Linked DNA regions of Homo sapiens: all the other regions are linked to region 2. Evidence: chromatin contacts called from ENCODE Hi-C or POLR2A ChIA-PET data. All regions are on one chromosome and are shown on one strand. Each heading gives the region's core, a stretch centred on a gene start or an enhancer-like site at or near the end of the contact. The rest is flanking DNA. Distances are from core to core; before and after follow the strand shown. Region 1 holds the start of SLC37A3 (solute carrier family 37 member 3). Region 2 holds the start of HIPK2 (homeodomain interacting protein kinase 2). Region 3 overlaps KIAA1549.

Region 1 (3,332 bases), core at 833-3,332, 620 kb before region 2:
TTTTTGGCATCCCAAACGGAAACTCCATAGCCATTAAACAACAATTTCTCATTTCCCCTTCCCTCCAGCCATGGGCAACCACCATGCTACTTTCTGACTCTATGAATTTCACTACTCTGGCTACCTCATATAAGTGGAACTGTACTGTACTGGTCCTTTTATGTCTGACTTATTTCACTTAGCATAATGTTTTTGAAGGTTCGTCTATGTTGTAGTATGTGTCAGAATTTGCTACCTTTTTTAGGCTGAAAAATAAACGATTCACAATATATTTTTAAAAATAAAAGTAACATATTTGGCTCATTTATTTTTGCTCACCCTGACATCATATTTCTCCTTGGATGCCTAGAGACAAAACTACCACTGTATAAGGGCTAGAAACAAAACTACCACTGTATAAGGGCAAATAAAAATGAAAAATAACAGGCTTAATTCCTCTGCTGAAAATAAAGAGACTTCTCAGCCTTCTCTCTGTTCCTTCAAAATTTCTTTCTCTGTCCTTTTCGAATGTACACAAATCTTTATAACGGCGAAATGAGCCTCTTGCCAGTATCACAACTCAGAAATGTATCCTCAAGGACTTGGGGGTCATCTTTTTGAAATTCAGACGTGAGTTAGTGCCTGTATCTTCCAGTTCCTACATGAGGGTAAGAGACTAAATTAGTGGGTATGGGCGCCTTGCTCCAATTTGTAAAACTACCTCCTGCTATAAAGATATGCGAACTTTGGCCGGCTGCGGTGGCTCACACCTGTAATGCTAGAACTTTGGGAGGCCAAGGAGGGCAGATCACGAGGTCAGGAGATCGAGACCATCCTGGCTAACACGGTGAAACCCCGTCTCTACTAAAAATACAAAAAAATTAGCCAGGCGTGGTGGCGGGCGCCTGTAGTCCCAGCTATTCGGGAGGCTGAGGCAGGAGAATCCCTTGAACCCGGGAGGCGGAGCTTGCAGTGAGCTGAGATCACGCCACTGCACTCCAGCCTGGGTAACAGAGCAAGACTCCGTCTCAAAAACAAAAAACAAACAAACAAAAAGATATGCGAAGTTTAAAAAACGAACAACAACAACAAAAAGTTATGCGAAGTTTGTTTTGCTTCTGGATAAAGCCAACATGAGTGGTCTCCCCAATTACTACTATTAAGTAAGGAGGAACTATGTTTGACAAAAGGTGTTGTCAAGTTCTGTTATTTGAAGACTAGTGATTGTTTATCTTGAGAACAGGTATGTAATGGTTGTTGTGGAGATTTTCTGGATTAAGAGAAGTTTTTTTTCTTTAAAATTCGAACAAGTGTCTGTATTTTTTCCCTTTATTTAAGAAACGGTGGCGGCGGTGGTGGTGGTGGATGGGGGGCGGCTCTCACTACCTTGCCCAGGCTGGTCTCAAACTCTTGTTCTCAAATGATGCTCCTACTTCGGCCTCCCAAAGTGTTAGGATTACAGGTGTGAGACACTTGTGTTGGATTTTTTTTTTTTGGAGGCAGGGTCTCGTTCTGTTGCCCAGGCTGGTGCAGTGGAGCAATCACAGCTGCCAGCCTCAAACTTTTGGGCTCAAGCGATCCTCGCACCTCGGTCGCCCCAGTAGCAGGGACCACAGGCACATGCCACTACTCCTGGCTAATTTTAACATTTTTTGTAGAGATGGGGTCTGGCTATGTTGCTAAGGCTGGTCTTGAACTACTGGGTTCAAGTGATCCTCCCTTCTCGACCTCCTAAAGTGTTGGATTACAGGCGTGAGCCCACTGTGCCCGGCCTGCATTTAATTAGACACCTAAAATTTAGGCCGGTCAGTAGCACACTTAGCAGCACGTTACTTTTTATAAAAACAAAGACCGAATACCGCTTTTTTGAAAAAAAAAAAAAAAAAAAAAAAAAAAGGATGCACCAGTTCTCCCCATATCATTTCTTCTCTCTACCTCTCGTCTTTTGCAGCTAACATTACTGGCCAGGTCCGCAGCAGCAGAGTTCTGTGGGCTCCCAGCCTCCGCCCTCCTCGCCCTCCTCCGCGCCGGCAGGTGAGGCCGCGTGGCGGGACTACAACTCCCAGCGTGCCCCGCGACGGGAGGGTCACGTGGGCGTCCGGAAACCCTGGTCGCACCGCCAGGGGTGAGCTGGCGGCGGGGGAGGCGGGCAGCGGAGCCAAGCTGACCCGGCGAGCGGAGCCGGGGCTGGAGAGCGGCGACCACTGCGGATCTCGGGTGCGCAAGCGGTGATGCGTGGGGCCGAAGACCTGCTGGGGCGGGGGCGGGTCCAATCCGAGGGGCTTCCCGGGTCGGGAGGGCGGTGGGGAGATGTAGGTGGCGGCCCCCCTTGGGTGGGGCGCCCAGGCAGGGTCGGCCGCTCGCCCCCTCCTTCTCCTCCCTGGGCCCGGGCCTGGGGTCCCGGCCGTCACGGGGAGGCTGCGATGGGGTGGATGGGGAGGAGAAGGACCCCCGGGGGACCCTGCGGCCCGGCCCCGATCCATGCGGCAGAGGCTTTTGTGCTCCTCGCCCGCCTGTCCTCCGGCCGTGGGTCTGGGAGATTCTGACTTGATCAGAAAAGGGCTTGTCGTTCGGACCAGGGGAGAGGGGATGCTTTTCAGGTAGGTGGGGAAGGAAGCTCTTTGGAAAGGATGTATAGAGGTCAGAGAAGAAGCGTGGTCTCAGTGAGTGACTGGTTTTGTTTTCTGGTAACTAGCATGAACTCAGTCAAGGAATTTGGTCAAATTATTCGTCATTCCCTCCTTATTCTTCGCAGGGTGTGTTCTGTTTATTCTCAGTTTTGACAGGAGATAATGGGAATGTGTCCCCGGAGTTTTTAGTGTTTTTTTGAAATGTAAGATGGTAGGCTATCTCGTGGTAACTCTTACTGAAAAGTTTATAGTTTATAGGGAGGAGTGGTTCCTGGGGTGAGCAAAATCATTCAGTTGTTATCTTTTTGTCCACCGGTTTATTTCTACCTTTACACAAATTTATACATACATAAATATATATAACAGTTGTTGAAGGGAATGTCTTCAGTGCTTTGGTGCTTAAATGATTTCTTTTCAGTTTGTTTGATGTTTCTTGGATACTAGGCTCTATACTAAGAACTCCATATAAATTATCTCATTTAATTAATACATGAGGAAATTGAGCTTCGGGTTGGGCGCGGTGTCTCATGCCTGTAATCCCAGCACTTTGGGAGGCCGAGGCCTGTGGATTCCTTGAGGTCAGGAGTTCAAGACCAGCCTGGCCAACATGGTGAAACCCCGTCTCTACTAAAAATACAAAGATTAGCTGGGCGTCGTGGCGCATGCCTGTAATCCCAGCTACTCGGGAGGCTGAGGCAGGAGAATCGCTTGAACCTGGGAGGC
Region 2 (3,484 bases), core at 985-3,484:
ATGCATGTAGGGTATGTATTAACAGGGAGTTACATACCTGTGTGGTGAAGGCTATGATAGAGATTTACAGATGCAAAAGGAGAACATTACTATTGTTCTCCTTCTCATAATCAAAATACAGACACTGAGGCTCAGAGAGGTTAAGCATTTTGACCAAGATCACATAGTTAAGTGGAAGAGCTAGGATTTGAACCTAGGTCTGACTTACTCCCACGCTATCTCGGGCTGTTTTGTGGAGGAGGTGAGCCAGGCACAGGTAGAATCTGCTTAAAGAGAGAAGATGGAGAAGGTACCCCTCTGGGAAAGTGGGTGGGAAAGTGACCGCTTGGGCAAAGGCACAGTGACAGAGATGGGTGAAGCTGGCACTGGGCTACAAGTAAACCAGTTTGGCTAGAGAAGCAGTGACTTGCTGAACTCATGTCCTTAGAAAGCTAAGTCAGGACTCGCCTGCCTTGATGAAAAGCCAAGGCACTCAGCCCCACCTGCAGAGGTTGAGTCCTTAGAGGATGTTAGCCAGGAGCGTGGCATGGCCAGAACCACGTATTATGAAGATGGCAATATTTAGGATGACCTGGGCCAAGACTAAAGTTAAAGATTGCAGGGAGGATAGAAGGGAAGGAGATAAATGACCGGTGTGGAGCAAAAAACACTAGAGTGGGAGCCACGAGACCTATTCCTAAGCTTCAATACTGTGTGACATTGGGCAACAGATTTTACTTCTCTGGACTCCATTTCTTCAACTCTAAAAGGGCAGGGCTGGCCCAGATGACCTCTGAGGTCCTTTTAGCAACAGTAGTCTAGGATTCTGCAAACGTGAATGGCATTAGGTTAAGAGAAGGGATAGGAAGTGTAGCATTGATTATGGGGGCAAGGAAGACCGCAGAGTACAAGATCACACAGAGGAAGGTGTCGTGATGTACCACTAAAAAAGTGTGAAAGAGCTTGCCTTTTTTGGGAAGGACTGAAGGATGGGAACGGAGGATGGAGACCGGAAAGGATAAGAAGTAGTGAGAAAATCACGAGGTTGTTTTTAAGAAAGTTATACAGTGTTAGAGATCATTATTTTACACAGATAGCTTTTCAACTTTTTTAAACCCACGATTCACAGACGGAAATAAAATTGACATCATGGTCCAGTACACTTGTCCAGTACCTATAATCGAAACAAAAGGTTTATGAAACAATAGTTGCCCTTACTAAGGGCAATGGACTCTAATATTTTCTATTGGATTCCATTTCGTTCTTTTTGAAAGCTGGTTGCCTTCCGCTGCATTTATTTTATGATCTATTACTGTGTCACGACCCACAGTTTTAAAAACAGTGCCTAAGAGGAGACTCAACAAGTCTTCCTAAGTTGGAGGGGATGGCAGGGCATCCTATCCAAGCATCCGGGAGGCAGCTGGAGAAGCAAACCTGGAGAGGCTCCCGGCTGGGGAGAGTCTGGAGAGTGTTTAGCGGAAGCCCTGATAGGAGAGAGCGCTGAGAAAAGCGAGGACCCAGAGAGTTGTGAGCTCCCATTCAAGTGATGGAGTGGCGGCCCTCGGGACAGTGTAGACGCGAGGAGGAGAAGATCAGGGTGGCGTGGAAGCCAGACTCCGGCAGGAACCCAGCGACCACCCCGGGGGCTGCATTTCCGCGGCGTGCACGGCAGGGCTTCGGTGCCTCTGACCTCGTGTGGCTTTCCGAAGCTCCTCCACTCACCCGCCCTCCTCCGGAGCACGGCGCGCGCCCACTCCTTCATTCATTCATTCCACTCCTACCTCCGCGAGCGCCAACCGGCTGTGAGATGGGCGAGCCACTTTGCCAGCGTGGGGCTCTCTTTCGGGTCGGTTCCCTCCCCGCCAGCACACGCGCGAACCCTCGCACCTGGGCACACACGCGCGCGCGTGCACACACACACACAAAGTTCTGGGGGCCCCTCTGCAGACCGGCTCGGCTGCGCTGGGCTCGGAGCCGTGCGCCCGCCGGGTCCAGGCCGGCCCTCTCACCCACTACCCGGGGCCCGCCCTGCGCCCAGTCCCCCCGCGCTGCGCGGCAGCCCCTCCCAGCGCGGTCCCCTCGGGCCGCCGGCGCGGCTCTGCCCTTCGGTTCGGCCTTCCCCGCCTCGCATCCGTGCCATCGGCGCTCGATTGCGCGCGGACTCCCTGTGGCTCTCCCGGCCCCGCGCCCCGCCCCCGCCCCCGCCCGCCGCCCCCCTCCGCCAGCAACTTTTGCGGAGCCCCCGCGCCCAGCCATGCTGAGCTGAGCCCCGCCGGCCCTGGCCGCGCGCTGCCCCCGGCTCCCGCCCCTCCGCGGATCCGCTCGGGGGCCGCGGCCGCTCGGCGCCTCGGCCTCGGCCGCTCCGCCCGCCCGGCCGCCCCGAGCCCCGAGCCCCGAGCCCCCCGCGCCGGGCCCGGGCGGCAGCGGCGGCGGCGGCGGCGGCGGCGCGCCCGGCCCCCTCCCCCGGCGCCGGCCACGGGAGGCGGTGATGCGGGCGCGGGCGGCCTCGGCTGCGCCGAGAGCGGAGACACAGGCTCAAGATGGCAGATTCCGACTGAGGCTGGGGGGGCCGAGCTCGCGCGCCGCTTTCCCGTCCCCGTTGCCATGAACCGCGGACACCCCGGCCCCGATGGCCCCCGTGTACGAAGGTAAGGGGCGCCCGGCCCCGCCGACCCCGCGCCCGCCGCCCTCCGCGGCCCCCGCAGCTTTGTTCTGCCCGCGGCCCCGCGCCCGCAGCCCCCGGCGCCTGCCCCAGCCCCCACCCGGGGCCCGAGGGGGCCGCGACCCCCTCCCTCGCCCGGAAGATGACCGGGACCCGGCGCCGGCAGGGTCTTGCTTCCAGGGCGGGGAGAGGGGCCGGGGGCGCAGGAGGGGAGGGGGCGTGTGCGAGGGTGGGCGGCTGCCCGGGGAGGGCAGGGACGCCGGGGAAGGCGGACCGGTGACTGTGCTTTTTATTTATTTGCGATAAATGAAGGTGATGCGGCTTAGCTTCCACCGCCCCCCCACATTACCTTTCGGAGCACCTCCTTTCCACTTCGCTCTCCGCCCCGCGCCCCTTCCCATTTCTTTCCGCGCCCACCCCACGCTCCTTTATTCTCCGCGAGCCTCCGATTTTGGGGGGGCTGTGGAATCGGAATGCACGGGGCTAGGTGGGGAGAGAGGAGAGAGATGAAAAGTCCATGTCAGAGCCAGGCAGAACAATGAAATAGGCGAAAATCTCCCCTCATTAGCGTGTGGAAGGGGACGTGGACTTTGGGTTTTCCAGCCGGGGGAGCGGCGGAGACGTTTTTCTGGCTCGGTCTGGGTCGATCTGTGTTGTGCACCTTCACCTGGCATCGGGGTATTTTTCCCCATTTGACTGCCTTTAGCAAGAAAGAAAAGAACGCAAGGCAGAAAAGCAGTAGGTCTGCCTCGCACACTGTCTTTCGTTTCTCTTCAGTCCGTTCTGTCAGCTTCCAGCCAGAAAGCAACCCAGAATCAACTAAGTTTTTACACTTCGATGTGT
Region 3 (3,714 bases), core at 789-3,288, 900 kb after region 2:
ACCATGGTAACCGATACTGTTTCAGATAGACAGGATTAGAATCTCGTTTTGATCCTTGGAAAGAAATATTTGGGGGGGCGTGGAAAGAGCTCTGGATTTTTCCAAGTTCTGTTCATTGCTTATCTGAGAAAACCTTACTTTCAGTGCCTGCATTTAATGCCTTCTGATGGTATTACAGCCAGTATATTCTATAAGAATAACAAAAATCAAACACCACTCTCAACATAGGCTCAGAATCCAGGTAGTAAGCATCACAGCTCTGGGACCGAGAGCTTGAATGTGAAGGAAAGAAGCGAATTAGATGATTTTGTGAATATTAGAAGCTCAGATGCTGCTGTTACAATTTGAAGAGATAGCAGAATCTGTACATTATTTTCATGTTGTAGAAAGATAGTTTTCTCACTATAAATATCAATTTACTTTTAGAACTTTACTTCTTGAAAGGTGCCATTAGATAGCTTTAATGCTGCTGTGTAGGTATTTTATTGCTTGCATAGAAAATTAAATATCCTATTTTAAAATATTCTGAGTTTTTCTCCTAGCTTTCAGTTATTTTATTTTTTAAAATTTTTTGCTTTTTGAGACAGAGTCTCTTCCTGTTGCCTAGGCTGTAGGGCAGTGGTGCTATCTTGGCTCACTGCAACCTCTGCCTCCCAGGCTCAAACGATTCTCATGACTCAGCCTCCCGAGTAGCTGGGATTACAGACGTATACCACCACACCTGGCCAATTTTTGTATTTTTAGTAGAAATGGGGTTTTGCCATGTTGGCCAGGCTGGTCTTGAACTCCTGGCCTTATGTGATCTGCCCACCTCGGCCTCCCAAAGTGCTGGGATTACAGGCGTGAGCCACCATGTTCGGCCTGTTTTATAATTCACATAAAAATATTTCTTTTGTTGAAAGTCGTAATGAAGTAAAAATTAATGGAGGTGGGGAGCGGGGAGGGAGGCTGCTTGAGATCCATTATGGAGCCCTCTTCCATGTTGCCATGGGACCAGCGTTCCCTCTCACTCCTGCGGGTGGTACAGCTACCGGCTCTCTTTAGGCTTCTTGGCAAGGCTGTTGACGACTGTCCCAGGTCATGTGGCATATTAAGGACCCACCTTGCAATGGAAGCTGAGAGAACACTGTTGTTTCAGTTTTGGTAAATTGGAGGTTGTGCTTTATTCCTTTTCCAGCTGACTGTTTTTGGAAGGTGACTAGGCCCTGACACATACCCTCATGGCCATCCATGAACCCTTAAGAGATTATTTACTCAGATGTCACTGTGTTCCCAGCTATTCTAGCTTTAAAATAACTCAAATCATAACCACTGGATCCCCTTAGTGAAGATGTGAAGGGAGAGATGAGGCAGGAGATGGGCTGCCATTGCTGCGTCTGTGCATAATTGTAGTTTTTCTCTCGCTCCCCTTTATCATCAGGAATATACCAAGTAGGTAAGGATTGCAAAATACTCAGCATTCTTTTATGCTCTCCTTAGATTGCATGTGTGCAAGTGTGTGATTTTTAAGTAGTTAAAACTTCATTTGAATTCCACAAATTCCAAATTCTAGAATTTCATGTGCAAACCAAGCTGACACTGACTTTTGCATGTGCTAAGGAGCTTGCAGTGCTCGCTTCAGCAGCATATAGACTAAAATTGAAAGGCAACAAAGAAGATGAGCGTGGCCCCTGTGCAAGGATGACATGCATATTGGGGAAGCATTCCATATTTTAAAAAAATTAAAAGAGTTTGCAAAATAGTTTAAATGAGATTGAGTACATATAACAATGAAGTTTTTCAAGTAATTTTGGAGTACTGTACCATTTATAAAATGATTGAGATCATAAAGTAGAATTCTTATCTTTTCATGAAGGCAGATTCCTAGAGACCTTTTCAAGGTAAAATTTTATAAACATAGTGGAGATGACTGTAGTCATTGAGTCATCCGTTTAGCAAATGCTTGCTAAGTGCCTGTGGTCAGGTGCTGGTGATATACAATGAAGATGAGATAAATGTGATTGCTGTCTCACAGGATGTTAACGTGGGTTGCGCACATTAGTAAAGATGTGGTTTTCCAGCCTGGGCTACGTAGCGAGACTCTGACTCTACAAAAAAAAAAACAGAAAAAATTAGCCAGGCCTGGTGGTGTGTGCCTGTGGTCCCAGCTACTGAAGAGGCTGAGGTGGGAGGATCGCTTGAGCCTGGGAGGTCGAGGCTGCAGTGATCTGTGATTGCATCACCACACTCCAGTCTGGGTGACAGAGCGAGACCCTGTCTCGGGGGACAAAAAAAGTGGTTTGACTGTGTTTACTTGTAGATAATGAAATAATATTTCTTTAAAAATGCTCTCTTGCTTTGTCATTTTAGTAATTCAGGCTGAACTATTCTCTTTCATTCTGCTTTGTTGACATTATCCTGTTCTATACAATCCCATATGCTGTAATTTTTTATTTTTTATTTTTTTGCTTACCCAGTCTCGAGTGCAGTGGCACAATCACAGCTCACTGCAGCCTTGACCTCCTGGGCTCAAGCAGTCCTCTCACCTCAGCCTCCTGAGTAGCTGGGACTACAGGAGCATACCACGCCCAGCTAACTTTTTATTTACTTTTTGTAGAGACGAGGTCTTGCCATGTTGCCCAGGCTGGTTTTGAACTCCTGGGCTCAAGCGATCCTCCTGCCTTAGCCTTCCAAAGTGCTGGGATTATAGGCATGAGCCACTATGCCCAGCGTTTTTCTTTCTTTTTAAGATTTTTATTTGTATTTTAACTGATGGTAAGAAAACATATAAATTTATGGTGTACAACATGATGTGTTTTTTGCTTTTATTATTTTTAGTTGATACATAATACTTGCAAATATTTATGGGGGACATTGTGATATTTCCATGTATGAATATACTGTGTGATGATCAAATCAGGGTAATTAGCATATCTGTCACCACAGACAAAGTTATCATTACTTTGCCTTGGGAACATTCAAAATATGCTCTTCAAGCTAATTGAAAATATGCAATAAATTATTAGAGTTACCCTACAGTGCCTACAGGTGCTCAACCCATTCCTCCTCTCTAGCTGTGCACTTTTATTTTTATTTTTTTGAGACACGGTCTCACTCTGTTGCCCAGGCTGGGGTGCAGTGGTGCAGTCATGGCTCACTGCAGCCTTGACCTTCCAGGCACAGGTGATCATCTCTTCTCAGCCTCCCGAGTAGCTGGGCCTACAGGTGTACACCACCACGCCGGGTTATTTTTTGTAGAGATGGGGTTACGCCATGTTGCCTAGGCTGGTCTAGAACTCCTGGGCTCAAGTTACCCTCCCGCCTCAGCCTATCAAAGTGCTGGGATTACAGGCGAGAGCCACCATGTCCAGCCTCTAGTTGTGCTTTTGTATCTGTTAACCAGCTTTTGTCTATGTCCCTCCTCTTCCCTTCCCAGCCTCAAGTAACCTCTAGTCTACTCTCCACTTCTAGATCAACTTTCCAGCTTCCACATATGAGTGAGAACAGTGCAGTGTTTATCCTTCTGTGCCTGGCCTATTTTACTTAATGTCATCCAAGCTCAGCCATATTGCTGCAAATGGCAGGATTTCCTTCTTTCTTGTGGCTAAATGATGATGTTTTGATATGTGTATGCATTGTGAAATGGCTAAATCAAGCTATTTAACATATACATTACCTCACATACTTATTTTTTGTGATAACACTTAAAATCTACTCTCTTACCTGTTTTCAAGT

Evidence for each region. A loop is a pair of places that touch in the nucleus more often than their neighbours do. ChIA-PET counts read pairs that join two places held with the same protein, here RNA polymerase II (POLR2A). Pooled maps may share reads with other maps.
Region 1: a map of CD8-positive, alpha-beta T cell shows a loop between it and region 2 (7-fold over the local background). The contact joins the promoter of SLC37A3 here to the promoter of HIPK2 in region 2. A Hi-C loop is called at or near these places in 2 of 168 maps with a recorded cell type or tissue (CD4-positive, alpha-beta T cell and CD8-positive, alpha-beta T cell), 1 of 37 single-sample maps with no recorded cell type and 8 of 50 pooled maps. POLR2A ChIA-PET finds 5 or more read pairs at or near these places in 2 of 52 experiments (GM12878 and IMR-90).
Region 3: a pooled map shows a loop between it and region 2 (6-fold over the local background). The contact joins the enhancer-like site here to the promoter of HIPK2 in region 2. A Hi-C loop is called at or near these places in 4 of 50 pooled maps. POLR2A ChIA-PET finds 5 or more read pairs at or near these places in 2 of 52 experiments (Panc1 and activated T-cell).

Annotation. Positions count from the first base shown.
Region 1 is chr7:140,397,280-140,400,611 of GRCh38, reverse strand. SLC37A3 (solute carrier family 37 member 3) reads left to right here and starts at 2,082. Exons shown (of 15, transcript NM_207113.3): 1 at 2,082-2,196. RefSeq lists silencers at 1,935-2,164, 2,275-2,544.
Region 2 is chr7:139,776,748-139,780,231 of GRCh38, reverse strand. HIPK2 (homeodomain interacting protein kinase 2) reads left to right here and starts at 2,234. Exons shown (of 15, transcript NM_022740.5): 1 at 2,234-2,627. The coding sequence starts at 2,609. It also overlaps a transcript of TBXAS1 not described here. RefSeq lists silencers at 1,889-2,118, 2,549-2,638.
Region 3 is chr7:138,874,360-138,878,073 of GRCh38, reverse strand. All of the region lies in intron 12 of KIAA1549, which reads left to right. It also overlaps the pseudogene RNU6-1272P. Among named protein-coding and RNA genes, the nearest start is that of ATP6V0A4, 78 kb to the right of the region's middle. Within about 2 kb of position 2,038, at least 3 of the 41 ENCODE cell types and tissues checked have a DNase peak (open chromatin) inside an H3K27ac peak, as active enhancers do.